Regions from separate parts of the Mus musculus genome. Here region 1 is linked to region 2. Evidence: chromatin loops called from intact Hi-C (ENCODE). Cell type or tissue: left cerebral cortex. All regions are shown on one strand.

The links. Hi-C counts contacts between places; a loop is a spot of excess contacts. Peaks named below come from ENCODE experiments on the same cell type or tissue, not always from the same donor. Only the 100,000 strongest peaks of a DNase experiment are listed, where the experiment ranks them.
Region 1: it touches region 2 in a loop (3-fold over the local background); 4 of 42 quality-filtered maps call a loop at or near these places.

Annotation. Positions count from the first base shown.
Region 1 is chr9:122,682,704-122,690,703 of GRCm38, reverse strand. Mir138-1 (microRNA 138-1) reads right to left here and starts at 7,828; the gene lies at 7,730-7,828. In left cerebral cortex, a CTCF peak has its summit at 3,324 (motif pointing right); a DNase peak (open chromatin) is centred at 3,333; H3K27ac peaks cover 448 bases.
Region 2 is chr9:122,565,425-122,573,424 of GRCm38, reverse strand. It overlaps 9530059O14Rik (RIKEN cDNA 9530059O14 gene), which reads right to left and starts at 924. Exons shown (of 2, transcript NR_015610.2): 1 at 661-924. In left cerebral cortex, CTCF peaks have their summits at 1,064 and 4,176; DNase peaks (open chromatin) are centred at 1,602, 1,789, 4,253, 4,660 and 2 more places; H3K4me3 peaks cover 3,513 bases; H3K27ac peaks cover 3,101 bases.

The sequences.
Region 1 (8,000 bases), 120 kb before region 2:
GATCCAGAGGGTATTTCTTGTGCAATGATGGCTGTGCACCCTGTTAAAGGATGTGGTACCATGTGAGTGTAACAGGCTGGCTTTGGAGCTCATGAGAGGCAGCAGATGAGTTGGTTCTTGTCCTTAATAAGGTCAGCAAGTTGCAACCAGTTTCAAAGTGTGTCTGTGACAACCACAGGGTCACTGCTATAGGCATCTGCTGAAGGCTTTAGTGCCCAGGTTACTGATGGGGTTCTGAGCCCAGAGACCTTCCTGTTCTGCTGAGCTGAGCTAACATGCAGATAGCCTATGAGTCTCCCATGAGAATTATACACATTTGGCAGGCTGGGTATCTAGCATTCCAGCATCGACAGTAGAGGAACCCAGGACTGTTCACAGTACAGTCTTGCACCAGACATCAGCTGTATCCTAAGCCCTACTGTGTGACCTTTGGGGTGCACCCATGCAACAAAGTAGATAGTGAATCCTGCCCCGGGAAACTCAATGTCCGGTGGGAGGAGACCAGACCACAGGTGACTTTTGTGGGCCCAAATGACCTTCCCTCCAAAAAGGGATGATTGGGGGTTGTTTTCATTTTTATTTTTTCTCACTTTCAGCATGCTGGCCCCAAGCCCCAGGTTTCAACTTGGAGACAGTTAGGAACCTTTGAAATTACTCATGTCTACATAGCCGGGGATAGGTGGCAGGAACTGATTACAGAGTGTGAGCAGAATGCCTTTTAGGTAGTTGATCAGCACACCTCTGGGGGCATGATAGCCCAGCTATGGGACCTAAACCTGGTCCTCACATAAACGCTAGGAAGAATTTGCTCGCCTTCCCAGGGGGTGCTGGGTTCTGAGATGACACAAATGTTTAGCACATGGTAAATTCCACCAGGGTCCTGAGGGCATTGTCTTTGTCCTAGATCGTGAAAAACTCTGGTTCTGGGAACAAAGGGCTAGGCTGTATGGCCAGGGCAGGTTTCTTACCATTCCTGATCCACCTCTTGGCTGCTGGATGCCTAGCGAGTGCCAGAGGTCTGCCAGTCTCTGCCTCTCATCTGCTGGGACTACAAGGACATGCTGCTCCGACCACCTTTTTTTATGTGGATGCTGGGGATCAAACTCTGTTCCTCATGCTTGTATAGCGAGCACTCTACCGACCGAGCGCCGTTCCCAGCCTTTTCATTCCAATGCCTTTAAAAATAGCATTTCAGACGCCATGCGACACCGCTTCGGGGGGTTTTTTGTTAAGGAGAGAGAGGGAACAGCAGGTCAGACTTTTAATTTTTCCTCTAATTTTCCACTGAAAATCAGAATTATGGTGAACACCTCGGACTTCAATTCTGTCTCCAAGGCCCACAGGCTCTTCCCTCATCATTAGCAATACGTGCAGTTTCCTGGATTGTGACAGGATGTAGAATACAGCTTCCTCCTGGTCTGATTATCAGTGCACATGATGGAAAAGCTCAGAACTCTCGGTCTGAATTACTGTGGTTTTCTTAGGGAAAAATGTACTTGCCTGGGTCAGTATCTACCAAGAGGCTATGGCTTAGGTCTGGAAGGTCTTTGCCTCTCTGGTTTATCCAGAATGTATGAGGTCATCCACGAGGTGAACATAAAGGCTATCTATAACTACCACCAAGGTAAACAAGGACGATTACACACTCATTCTGAGGTCAGAGAGGCACAAGATTTAACTGTCAACACCACCTAGTGTTTGGTTGTCAGCCCAGAGGCCGATTTTTCTGTGATACCATAGACACGAGTGCTCTGTGCTGGACATGCCAGCCTCTCTGTTTCATACTTGTTCATGAAAGAGAGGTCAAATCAAAGGCAGGGCCTAGAGAAGCATTGGAGAAGGCAGAAGGTTCATGACTCTGAAGTGGTAAGCAGCCACTTCGGCCCCCCGGGGAGGTCTCGGTCTCAAGATCCTCTTCTTAAAACGAGGCTGCTGCGGACTCGGAGTAGAGCGCGCGAAGCCTTTGCAGTGTGCCGTGTATGAAGACAGCTAAGGCTTTGCATTGGTACCTGCAGCCTCCCTGTGGCAGGGATCAGACGTGACCTGAGCATCTTTGTTCAGAACATAAGAGGAGTCAGGACTCCACAGCCCAGGGCACCTGGAGTTTCAGAAACTGCTACTTAGTATTCAGTGAAAGCCATAAGCATCTCACATGGCTGCAGACTGTGGGCCAGGGAGCTTCTCAAACCATTTTCTTGACTCACTCCTTTCCAACATGGTCCCGACGGCTTGGTTTGGAATGTGTGTGTGTGTGTGTGTGTGTGTGTGTGTGTGTGTGTGTGTGTTTTACAGGTATGCATTACCGTATCTCAGATTTTCTTTTTCTTCCTATCAGTGTGCTGTGGAACTCCCTGGAGTGCTTGCCAATGCTCAGCACAACTGGGGTATGACTGGTCAATTGCATGCCCAGTAAGTTCCCAGGGGTGCTGAGGTTGGGGGTTCCAGCAACAAATTAGAAAAACACTATTTGATATTCAGTATTACAAGGAAACCTCCTTTCTGAATCCAGTTTTCCCCAAAAGTACTGACCAAGGCCAGCAGAACAGTCCGAAAGAATAAGACACTGGGTATTGAAGTGTGTGTGTGTGTGTGTGTGTGTGTGCGTGTGCGTGTGCGTGTGCGTGTGCGTGTGCGTGTGCGTGTGCGTGTGAGTGTGGATGTGGATGTGGATGTGGATGTGAGTGTGTCTGTGCATTCGTGTGTGCATGCTACAAGCCCACTGTGCCCACAGCTTTTTGTGGTCAGCAGTGGACCACTCTTAGAGAATCTGCTTTTTGGAGTTGGGCTATAAACATAAGGCCTCACAGTAGTTGTGATACAGAGAGCCTAAACTTACCACTTCCTGGGGAGATCATACGTAGGAAGAGCAGGGGAGAGAGAAGGGAAATCGGCTGGGGGTGGTGGTGGTGGTGATAGGGCAACTTCTAGTACTTGCCAGAGATCTGGGATGGGGAGAGGTCCCAGAAGGACTAAGGGGGCGACTCTAGCTGAGATATCTAGGAATGGGAAATATGGATCCTGAAGTGGCCACTTCCTACAGCCAGGCAAGACTCCCAGTGGAAGGATAAGGACAGCAATCCACTCACAAAACCTTCAACCTCAAATGTGCCCTGCCCACAAGATGTGCAGGGACCAAGATAGAGCAGAGATGGAGGTATTGTCAACCAATGGTTGCCTGAAATTGAGACCCACCCCATGGGCAAGAATCAGTCTCCAACACTATTAATGATACTCTGTTATGCTTGCAGACAGGAACCTAGCATAACTCCTCTGAGACGCCACCCAGCAGCCAATGGAAAGAGATGCAGAGACTCACAACCAAACAGTAGATGGAGCTCGGGAGTAAGAAGTTGGTAGAAGAGCTGGGAAAATGACTGAGGGACCCTAAGAGGACAGGGACTCCACAGGAAGACCAACAGAGTCAACTAACCTGGACCCTTGGAGGCTCCCAGAGACTGAACCACCAACCAAAGAGCGAGCACAGGCTGGACCTAGGCCCATTATATCAGACGAGCAGCTTGGTTTTCATAGAGATCCCCCAACATAGCAGGGATTCCCTGAGCCTGCTGCCTGCCTGCCTGCCTGCCTGCCTGTGGATCCTGCTAAATGGACAGCCTTGTCTGGCCTCAGTGGGAGAGGATGAACCTAGTCCCATAGCAACTTGATATACAGGGGTAGGATGGGGTGGGGTTGACACTCAGAGGGTGGAATAGGGGAGGACTTGTATGAGGGGCACAGGGAGGAGAGGAAAGGCTGATATTGGGTTGTAAAGTGAATAAATAAATTTAATTAAAAAAAAAACAACAACAACAACAAACCTTACCACTTCCTGTGGCACAGGCTGCTAAGAGAAGGCTACAAAAAGCAGGGCTGTACAGTCTTGTTTCTTTCCCACGGGTGTTATCAAATCCTCCTAAGTGGAGGGTCTAGAATGTTCTGGAGCAGGGACTGATGTTCTCAGTGAGTCACAATGCACTTTGGAATGAAAGACACACGATGGGCAGACATGTGTGGCTTGGAGTGGTGCTCTGGTGGAGTTGTGAACTGAGAAGAGAACCCAGAACTGTGCTCCACACCCCAAACACCGAGTTCCAAGTAGGCCCTCATCAGAATTTGCAGCTTCAGCCTTTGAAGGTCATATATAAACCTCAAAAGATCTTTCTGGTATCACGCCAAATTCAAATCGACATTCTTCTAGGCCTTAAAGGATTCCCTCATTTTCTCAGGATGTGACCTCATTCCATATTTTACAAGGTTTTAAATCATGTCCCATCACCAAAGCCCTTCAAACAAGGTTAAAACCTGTTATAAAGGACTGTGTGGTTGTTGGTGGTGGGGCACCTAGTTAAAGACACTAGGGTAGAAGGTTCTGAGAATACGGAGGGCTTTCCTGGGTCCCTGGGAGTGACCAAGCTCCTCTGCATCATAACACGGTGGCTCAGGAGACAGACTTCAGGGCCTAGGTTTGAACAGCAGGGACACTGGTGACCAATGACATGGATGTTACCCTGGTGGCACTTTCTGTTAGCGTGGGTCTACAGCCCACCCGATAGAAAAAATGGAGGAACCAAGGCAGCACCTGGCAGAAGATCTGCTCTACTGGTAGCTGTTGCTGCAACACTGCCAAAAGGAAATAAAAGATGCAGGACTCAATAAAGAGCAAGGGATGCTCAGGGGGGATGCCGGGAGGACATTCAGGGAGGATGCTCAGGGAGGATGCTCAGGGAGGACATTCAGGGAGGACGTTCAGGGAGGATGCTCACAGCATGGGCACACTCGCCCATTCATTTAGCAGACTTATTCTCAGTGCCAGTGAGCAGGGACAAGGCTGTAACAGTCAATGAGCAGAAGCCCTGCCCCCAGGCAAAGACGAACCCTGCCATGGAAGGCAGAAGGGCGGAAGCAATGAAGGCTCCAAGCATAGGGAATGCATCCTGCCATGTTCGTGGACTGGCAACTACCTGTTCTTCTTAAACTGGGAAACTAGAGCTCTCTGAAGTATCTATGAAACCACCAATCAGGCATCAGTCATGGGAGGATGGGCTGGGAGTATCCTGAAGCCTGGGCACCGGGGAGGGCAGGGGGATCTCGGAAGAGAACAGAAGGATGGGAAGGGAGAGGATTGGGAGAGAAGGATCTATACCCATCGCCAGGCCTTCTACAGGGAGGGCAAGGTCAGGTCCTTATAGTAGCTCAGCCCCATGGGGGGCTTACGTGGTCTGAATGTGTGTTTTGAGAAGATGATTATGAGCATGCAGAAAATATGGGGCTAGAGAGAATGCAGTGGGGCTGGGCACAGCGAAGGAACCTGCACAGACTGTGACCATAGTTACCACCTGCCTCATGGTCCCTGATGGAGAGTCTGATGCAGCAGGGGACATGGAACCAAGGATTCCATAGGTGCCTCACAATGAAGCTGAGTCAGGATTCTCAGAGATGTGAGGTTTATGGTTTATGTTTTCTAATGAGATGCTAGGGAGATCATTTTGAGAACTCCTTTTAGTCTGAAGGCAAACACAATTTAGTACAAATGCCACATCTATCCTTAGAGGTTTAGGAATGGGGTGAGGGACAGGAGATTGTAAGAAACAAGAGGTTCTTCTTCCCAGCTTTAAGGTGACAGAGACATAAGTGGCTCTGGCTCACCCAGGATCTGTCTGGGTAACCTTTATGCTGGGCAGTGTTTGCAGAGGACTTGTCCTGGGTTTTCCCCACTTCCTATGAGGCCCCAGCACAAGCCTCATGCAAACAGTTTGCAGCACAGGGTTCAGGGTGCCTTAGGCTCCTTATGCTACACAAAGGCAGAGAGGGGGATCTTTATTTTTCCTTAGTATGTCAGAAAGGATGCGATGCAGCTTTTAAGAGTCTGCCTGGGCTCTGAAAAATGGTGCCACAAGTAATTTTGTTAGACACAAAAATACTGAAGTTCAGGAGACCTTAGGTCTTCAAGTCTAAAGGGACTCTGGCTATGACCTGGGGCTAGGAAACCACTTGCCAACACAACAACATGTATGATCTACAGGAGCCTCCGACATCACCGTGCTTGGCTCTGGTCAGTCTTTGTCACAGACAGGCATGTGCACATGTGCCCAGTGGAAATATTGCTCTTAAAGGATGGAATCAGCTGCTTAGGGAATCTGGGACCATTTGGGACACAAACACAAGCTGCCCCTACAGGGGGCTCTATGAAGGCTACAGTGGAGTCACCATCTAAGACCATCACCCTTTGACCAGCTTCTCCCTTCTCCACTGCCCAAGACAAAGATACCATTGCTAATATCAAAACAAAGAGCTGGAGAGATGGCCCAGTGTTTGTTGGCATGACAACCTGAGTTAGATCCCCAGCACCCACCTAAAAGTCAGGCATGGGGGCACACATTCTGGGAGGCAGAGTCAAGAGGATCCCCAGGGCTTGCTGACCAGCCACTCTAGCTGAATTCATGAGGTCCCAGCTCAGTTAAGACTCTACTAAGAAAATAAGCAGGATGGTTGGTGAGATGGCTCAGCAGGTGAAGGTGCGTGTGGCCAAACCTAGGACCCACAGGATAGAAGGGGAGAACTAACTCTTGCTAGTTGTTCTCTGACCTCTACATCAGTGGTTCTCAACCTTCCTAAAGCTGCAACCCTTTAATATACAGTTCCTCATGTTGTGGCGACCCCAACCATAAAACTATTTTTGTTGCTACTTCATAACTGTAATTTTGCTACTGTTAAGAACCGTAACATAAACATCTCTGTTTTCTGATGGTCTTAGGGTAACCCCTATGAAAGGGTCATTTGCTGGGTCAATGATCCCCAGATGGAGAATCATTGCACTACCGGTGTGTTATAGCACTAACATGCATACACAGAGACACTTAAATAAGTAAATAGATGTGGGGCTGAGGAGCAGGTTATGAGGTTTAAGGATGGTTTTTCCCTCTTGCAGAGGTTCAGTTCCCAGAACTCACATGGCTCTTCATAACCCCTACAGCTCTAGTTTCAGCAGATTGGACACCCATCTTCAGAACTGCTCAGGCGCCTACACACATGGTACACATAAACTCACATAGGCAATACACATACATAAATAATTAGAGTTTAATTAAAACTGGTTTTACATCCCCCATACACATGCACACACATTCACACCCACACATATACACACTTAAAAAAAAAGTAATAGAAAAATAAAAGGAAAGGAAACAAAGGGGGAAAGGGCCTGGTTCTATAGTCTCCGTGTGTTTCCAGACCCTCTGAGGAGACATTCAATTAAGAGTGCTCAGCCTTTCTAAGGGCCTGAGAACATCTTCTTCTTCCCTCACCCTGGGAGACCTGTTTGTTCTGTTGCCTTTGTGGGAAGCTAATGCTGCCTGGAGTTGGTGCTTTCTTCTGAAGTTGAGCTTTGTGTTACAATAAACAGCAGCCTCAGTTACACCATAGGGCAGGAGCTGGAGAGTAAGCAGAAGTGGTCTGGAGCCAGCGGGAGGAGTCCTGTAAGGACTGGAGGGGTGGGGTAGGGTGGGGTAAGGTGGGGGTGGGGCGGGGAGGGGAGGGGTGGGGTAGGGTGGGGAGGGGAAGGGTGGGATAGGGTAGTGGGGAGAGGGGTGAGGTGGGGAGGGGTGGTGTGGGGTAGGGTGGGATAATGGGGTGGGGTATGGGGTGGGCTGGGAGGTTTCCTCACAGGCAGGTGCTCTTGCTGGCATCCTGGTGCTCAGGTGTCTGGATGCTTGTTGCTTGCTGCTCGCTGCTTGCAGTGCAGTGTGGCCCTGGTGTTGTGAAGTAGCCGTTCTCTGATTGGCAACGGCCTGATTCACAACACCAGCTGTCCCACAACACCATGCTAGAGGTCTCTGAAGTATGGAGAAGGGGTCGCCTCTGCTGTACGTGCATCACTGCACCTCTGCTCTACGTGCATCACTGCTGGGTGGTCCTGGGAAGGCAGATGATTGATGATCCAAAGGTGGCTCTGCAGAGCTGTTGCTGGGAGGAGGGGAGACAGGATGACAGTGAGGAGTAAG
Region 2 (8,000 bases):
AAATACCTACATCTCTACTGCCTTGCATTTAAAACAAAAACTTTACAAAAACGCGAATTAAGTTATTTTCTCCATCTTCCCTCGTAATTCAACACTTTAACGCATATTTTCTGCCAAAAAGTCATAAAGTAAAAATGGTGTATCCTAGGCGCTTCCAAGTCTCACACATCCTTGGCAGAATAACCTGCAGCACAGGGGTAGATCAGAAACGGAGGGGGTTAGCTGGTTAGCAACATCTACAGCCACTGTTTCTTCTCTCCTTGGCATTTCAAGTGGCTTTTGGGGACAGAGTGACGGGACCAACGCAGAGGCTTCGCCCTAGCCCTACCCAGGGCTGATTCTCAAAAGGGCCCCCGCCCCCCACATTCAAACACGCCGGGTGTACCCAGCCTGCGCCAGCTAGCTAGAGCTCCCGGCTCCTATCTGAGTGTCTTTTCAACCTTTGTCAAGTATCTCAAGACAAGAATTCCTCAAATCAAAGCGCTTTCCCAAACCAGGGACTGGGGAAACTCGAAAAAGAGGCCCAGAAGGCGAGTGACTTCGGACTTGTTCTGCAAGCTTGACTTAGTCATTACACCAAACCTCCTGTGCCCTAGAGGATCCCGGGGTTCCCACACAGTAGGAGGGCATCCCATGCCTGCGCTCCCGCTGGGCACTCACCTACTGCTAGAAAAGAAGTCACAATCTGTGGTCCAGACTTCCGCCGCAGAGAAGCCCAGCACGCCCACCCAGAGGGCTAGCGCGCCTCCGCGGGTGGTCGGATCACAGGGTGCCGAGGGTACCCACTGAGGTGGCCGGACATCTGGGTGTCTGAGCGCGCCCTCCGAGGTAGTCTGATCGCTCGCGCCCGGTAGGGCGGTGGGAACCCGGGCAGCTGCTGCGAGGAGCGCTCCCGGGCGGGTCCGCGCCGAGCTCGAGCGAGCGGGCGAGCGGGGCGGGAGGGGCCATTTGTAACCGAGCAGACGCTACCACCGCCCCTTACTCGCGGGGGGCGGGGGCGGGCGGTCAGGTGATGGCGGCCCACCCCGCGCCGCGGAGCCCGGTGGTTCCTGCCCGGGAGGAGCCCCCTGGCGCGCTCTGATTGGAACTCCCGCTGCAGTAGGAGGGGGAGGGGGACACGTGACCGCCCGACTGGGCAGCCGGCGCGCCCCACCCGCTATGGGCACCCCATCTTTCCTCCCGGAAAAGCCGGGGAACACAGGGAAGGCGGGGGAGCACGCAAGGTGCAACCAGCTCCTTTAGCTGCAGTGCCGGGTGATCACCGCAGCTGAACCTGGGAAGGCATTCACACTACCAACCGGCCTTCACAGTCCTCCGCCCTGCCCTTGGCAGTAGAACCCTCCCTCCTCTGCTGCAGCCCCCCCCCCCCCCACACACACACACTGACACTCTGAATAGACCCCACCGGCACTTCATAGTCAAGCGTGACCCCTCCCCTCTCTGTCTCTTTCTGCGCACCGGCGAGAGTGAGTACCCGAGAACAGCTTAAGGCGATGCGATGCATTGCAGACACCGCCCAGTTCCAAGGCTAGAAAACCCCGCAACCCACGACTAGACCACGCCCGGGAATGCCTGATAACTCCAAGGTCTACAAGGTTCTGAACTCGAACAGGCTCCCTCAGGAGAAGGGAACCGCAGTAGAAGGCCCACCCTCCCCAGAGAGGGCAGTGGTCTTCTGAGTGCAAGTCCAGTCCTCAGCCCAGGGGAGCAAAGATCCAATAAAGGTCAAATTAAAACATAAGGTAGTGACGCCGCCAGGGACGTGCCTCATGGTTGTGGGAAGCCGGCAATTAACCACCCACGACCGGGCGTTGCTTTTCTCTCGAATGTGAACGCCCTCGGAGTTGCGCTGTTCCATGCTCGCTCCAGTTCTCTGCAGAGAACGGATTCTGCAGCCTTGCACTCTGCTTCCCCATGACCCCCTCCCTTGGTTGCACCATCCTAGATGGCAGGAATTCAGAGAAAATGCGGTGTCACGTCCGCTGCGACGCCCGTGGACGCGTCTGCGACAACCCCAGCAGCACATGGGGACCGTGAATCTGCTCGCCACTTGGGCCATACTGTGGGCATTCTTATGAGATTATTAGAAGCAAACTGTCTCTCTCTACACTGGCTTCTTTCTAACTTCTGTCCAAGAGAGTTTTGTACTGTATTTGGACGTGGATGCGGTTTTTGGCCAAGGCAGAAACCGCATAGTCCAAAGCACAGATGGGGGAAGAAGGTGGGACTTAATGGTCCCATTGCACTCCAACTTCCCTCTCAACCTCTACCCGCGAAGCAACGCCTCCCTTAACCCAGAGGGTCTTTCCCCAACCCCTTCATGACACTTGTGTGCTTCCCTGGGCACAGGACAAATGTCCAGCAGGTTTGCTTAGTAGGAAGCTTAACTGCATGCAAAGCTTCGGGCACCAACGCTAGACAGAACTTTGGAGGACTCCGAAAAGCTACCATGGGAGAGAGGGGCCTGTCAAATTAAGAAGTATATTATTTTCCAAGCAGATGCCTCGCTGCCCTTCTCAAAACTACACTATATATAAAAGGGGGAAAATAATCCACTACACACACACACACACACACACACACACACACACACACACACACACACCTTTTTAGCAAGGATCTGGGAAGTTGAGAGAATACTGCTCACTTGTGGCATCGCCCGAAGAGATAATTCCTGAGGGTCTGGCGTGTATTCAAAGATATGATATCCGGTAGCCTAGACAGGAAGGAGGTGAATACTCCTTCAGAGTCTCAAGGTTGTGATTTTGAACTTGAAACTGTAGATCCTAATTTTTTTGTTTTTGCCTCCCTCTCCCTTCAATGCTTTATGTTGCATATCTGGGAATGATGGTGGAGTTAAATGCAACACACACACACACACACACACACACACACACACACACACACGTTGGGTCCGGCACAGCTGGAGATGTGTGGTATCAGATCCTGGACTTTCACGTGTCCGACCCTTGAGTACCATTGAGAGAGGCAGCCCAGAGTGGCTGATGCAGAGACTGACACGCCTTGTAGTGTAGGGAGTGTTCGCGACAGTGTCTGAATTGGGGTAGGTCCCTGACTTCGAGCCCTGCTTGTCTACAGGGTCACGCCCTGTTGAGAAAACACACAACAGCCGGGATGAATGGGGATGATATTGAACAGGACAAGTCGCTGCAGAGCATTTGCTTTCAGCGTCCTCCTGCGGCGCGGTCAGAGGTCTGTGGAACTGTGCCTTCGGAGTGACCACACCTCAGGGTTGTGAGAAGCTGCTTAATGGCGACAGGGGTGGGGCATGTTGATAAAGTGCAGAATCTGACCTGATTTTCAATCTAAAAGGGATCTGGAAGTATCGACGGGTCAATCTTGGGAAGCTACGAAGAGGGCGTGGTGGAATGGGACAAATGGCAGGTTTGGGGTCCCAGGGTGAAAAGGATTTCGGAGGCTCCCTGTCTGCAGGCATGTCCTCAAGAGCTGCGCTAAGCGTCATCATCCCCTTCTATAGGCCAGGCACGGTCCCCCTCTCTTTCCTTCCTCCAAGTTCCTGTGGCTAAATCCCTGCACACTGGCCAGCACCAGTAAGATTCTGAGTCGGCAGTCTCCCCTCTGCTCATTACTAGAGCGGACCAAGGCCTGCCTGTCCGGTCCGCTGTGCGCCTGGCAGGCACCACATTGATCCTGTCGTCTCGTTCCCGCCTACCGCAGGGTTGCTGCAACAGTGGGACCGCTACCTTCTCATGCTTTCTGCCGTTCCACCCCACCCCCACCCCTGTTGGCTGTTCACCTCACGCCCGCCCACCATCTTCGTCCCCAGCGCACTCTGCTGCACCCCCACTAGGCGCGCGTGGCTGCCCAGGGCTGGGCGCAGCCGTTGCGGGGAACCCACGACGGCGATCCGCTGCTGCCCCGGCTCGGGGTCCACCAACGTGGAACCTGACTACTCCTCCAAGGTCCCGGGCTCAGTTGTGGGTAGAGTCCCCGCAAACCCCTAATGTGCTCCGTAGGCAGGTCAATGTCCATATGTCTCTGCCCCGTCATCCCTAGTCAGGGGTGTGGGCGAAAGGTTTGGAAGCTCCAGTGTCCCCAACCACCCTTGGACAAAGCCTCCAGCTTTCCGGTTTCCCACTCGGGAGATTCAAGGAGGCCCGGGCAGCGGGGAAAGGACGCGCGTGGAGAGCGCCTCCAGGCGTCGGGCCAGGATGTGGCGCGTCCCAGCCCTCCCCAGCGCGGTTGCTCCCGCGCCTGCACCCGCGCTGCGGTGCTGCAGAGCGCAGGCCGGGCGGCGCCGGTGGCTCCACACCCACGTGCCTGGGTGAGCGCGCCCTCAGCCAGCCGCTGCTCCTCGGCTGGCGCCGGCGGGATCTCCGCAACGCCCCACCCTCTCCGCACTCTCAGCCTCCTTGGCGTCTCCGCCGCAGCTTCCGAGACCCGGCGCCGCCTCTGCGAACCACGCTGCCCAGCACGCTTGCGGCGGTCGCCGGGAGGCCTCACCTCCGCTCTGGGTCCAGCACTCACCTGGTTCCGTGCGTGGCGGGGTTCGGTTACTGCTCCGGGGAGGTTCGTTCGCCGCCCATCACCTCCTGAAAGGTGCACGGGAGGGCGTCCCCGAGGCTCCAGCACCCTCCTCTAAATCCTTCTCCAACTGGCATTCTGCATGGTTCCTTCTTTGACAGGACGGCATGCTTTGCCTTGTCGCATTCTTTCTGGGCTTTGCCTCTCGCTCACATCAACGCCCACCTCTACACACACCTGATCGCAGCGAGGCCAGGCCCTGAATTCTCCTCGCCCACTCCCAAATCCAACACTCCCGCAGTCCCTGACAGCAACGTGAGGGAATGGCACTTAAGAGAGGTAGTGTCCCCAAATTTAAGAAACAATCACCTGTCCCTTGTCTTTGTATGTTTCAAGGCATGTAAGACTACATACAGTCCAGTAGCATTCATACCGTTAGGAAATCAGACCAGAGGATTTTGAGAGAATCGTAGATTCACATGCAGTTCTAAGAAATAACTCACCCCACGCGCTTTTTTTTTTTAATGCTGTTTTCTTTCCGAAACAGGGTCTCATTGCCCAGGTTGACCTCGAATTTAACAGGTAGTCTAGGATGTCCTTGAACTTCTGCCCCTCCCCGCACCGCCCCCCCCCCCGCCCCCGCACCTGCACCTGAGAGCTGGGATTACAGGCTTGCACTACCAGGCCTGTGTGCATGGTGTTGAGGATTGAGCCCAGGGCTTCTTGGTGGTTAGTAAGAACTCTATTAACTGAGTTACAGCCCCTAAGCCCCTAACTAACAATTGTTGAAAGTACAAACAATACCCTATCACTGGATATCAGTTGAGCACTGATGCACCCCGCCCCCCACCTGTAATTACACCTGTACTTCTTTTATTCACACATGCAATTTTGGGTAGATAACACCACTGCTGACACAGCAAAGTCTCTCTTTCTCTCTGACAAGCAACCCCAGAGAACACTCCTCACTCCAAGTTTTGTCATTTTAAGATTGTTGAATAAATGGAATTACATAGTCATGTAGTCTTTTTCTTTGTCCTTTCATTGGAGAAAAGAAAAGAAAAACAACCCAATGTTATTTCCTGGAATTCCATCCTACTTACCACGGTTAATAGTTGGTCAATGGATTGCTTTTATGGCCTGAGGGTCTCCTGGGTCATTCAGGGTCATCCAGGGGTCAGTGTTTAACTGTGACACGGGGAAGCACACCCTTCAAGGGCTGTTTCTCTATTTTGTTTATGGATAATGATTTTATAAACACTGCTCTGCAGGTTTATGTGGGAACATAGCATTTCTTGGGAATAGACACCCAGGAAAGTAATTGCAGGGCTGTGTATTCATATAAGACACTGTGGATGTCTTGTTGAACACCCGCACTGCTCGACATGCACAGTGGTAGTTTGTGGTCCCACTTATCAGCACGTAGTATGGTCAGTATTTGGTGCTTTAGCTGTTCTGACAGATGTAGTAATCGCTCAAGAAAACGCACATTTCCCTGAGTGCTAATGACAGTGAACATGCTTTTTTAAACAACGATTTAGTTTTGCTGTACACTTTTTAAAAAATAAAATATCTGTTCACATCTTTTGCCCACATCCCATTTAGAGTGTCTGGTTTGTCTGTTCATTTGTTTGGTTTCAGCACTTAGGCCTGAACCCAGTGCCTCGGTCATGCCATGCAAGAAGAGTTCTTTGTGCATGAAGAAGAGTCTAGAATAGGTCCTCTGTAAGAAGTTCGCACATGTTTTGCCTGAGTCCCAGGCTTGTCTGTGGAGCCTCTTTTCAGGAATTTGCAGAACAGAAATTTCCAGACTAGATGAGACAGATGCAGTTTACCAATCTTTCATTTTGGTATTAAGCCAGAGAACTCGTCTAACCCTAAGTGTTGACAATTACCCCCAGTTTTAAGAGTATATTTGTTTATTTATTTACGTGTGTGTGTGTGTGTGTGTGTGTGTGTGTGTGTGTGGTTGTTACAGTAACAATGAAACCCAGGTGGTCGATTTATGTGGCTCTGCTTCGTGGTCTGCATCCTGCTCCATCAGCCTGTGTGCCTACCTAACCTTCACCAGTGCTGTGCTGTCTCACAGCTGAGTTGTCAGCCTTTGTACTAGGTTAAGTGTTCTTCTCACTTAATTCTTCTTTTCTTAAGGATTGCTCTAGCCATTCCACATACACTACAGAGAAAGCTTTCTCACACACACACACACACACACACACATACACACACACTAGAATTTTGTTAGAAATTGCATCAACTATAGATTGATTTGGGAGAAAGATTTTTTTTCTCTTTTAACATTGCTTCTTTTTGAGTATAGTGTATCTCTTATTACATATGCCTCCATTTATTTTTAATTTTCATTTTAGGATTGGCTTAGATTTATACCTAAGGATTTTTCTTTTTTTCTTTTTCTACCTTTTCTTTTCTTCTCTTTTCTTTATGGAGGTGTCTGTAAATGTTATCTCATTTAAAATTTTGGTTTCCATATGATCGCTGTTAGATGTATAGAGACACAATTAAAATTTCCATGTTTGGGCTGAAGAAAGGGCTCAGCTGTTAAAAGCACTCTTCCTCATCCAGAGGACTGGAGTTCAGTATAGCACCCACGACCAGCAGCCCAGAAGTACCTGTGACCCCAGCTTCAGGGGATCTCACACGCTCCTCTGACCTTGTTGGTACTGTAAACAGGTGCATAGATCCTCACACAGATACACACTTATAAAATATATATCTTAAAAAACTTACAAATAGAGCTTGATCATTGTGACCATTCAGACCTTACTTATCACATGTAGGATTCTCCTACAGAGGCAATCATGATGTCTCTGAGAACAAGGCACATTAGATTTCTTCCTTTATATCTCCATGTTTTCCCAACTTCTCTTATTTCAGTGGCTGCAAGCTCTTTGTTGGGCAACAATGCTGACATAAACAACCTACCTCATTCCCGATCTTCTGGGGAAAAAATCATTCACCATGAAGAATTCTAGATACAGGGCTTATAGATGTTTTTGACCTTTTCTATTTTACCATAAGGCACATTGTTATTATCTATTGGTTCTCAGATATAGAATCAAAGTAATTCACCTGTGTATATATCCCAATGGGCAAACATAGATTAATGATAATTTACACATATTTAGATTAAATTGTGGATTTTCACATCAAAGTTCATGAAAGATGCTGACAGGAACGTTACTACTTTTTTCTTTGTTTACAGTCTAGTTTTATGATTAGCGCCTCATGAAGTTAATTGGGAAGTATTCTGTTCTTTTATGTTTTATGGAGCACATTATGTAAACATATTGTTAATTCTTTACATTTTGGTAGAATTCTCTTCTAAAATCATTTGGCCGTGGACATTTTTTAAATGGCTGCAAATTTAATTTCCCTTAATGTTTATAAGGAGTAGATGATACAGTTAGTGTTGGCTGAGTGTTAGTTTTTAGTTTGAGGAAAATTAAATTACTTTCTAAATTTTAAACTTTCTT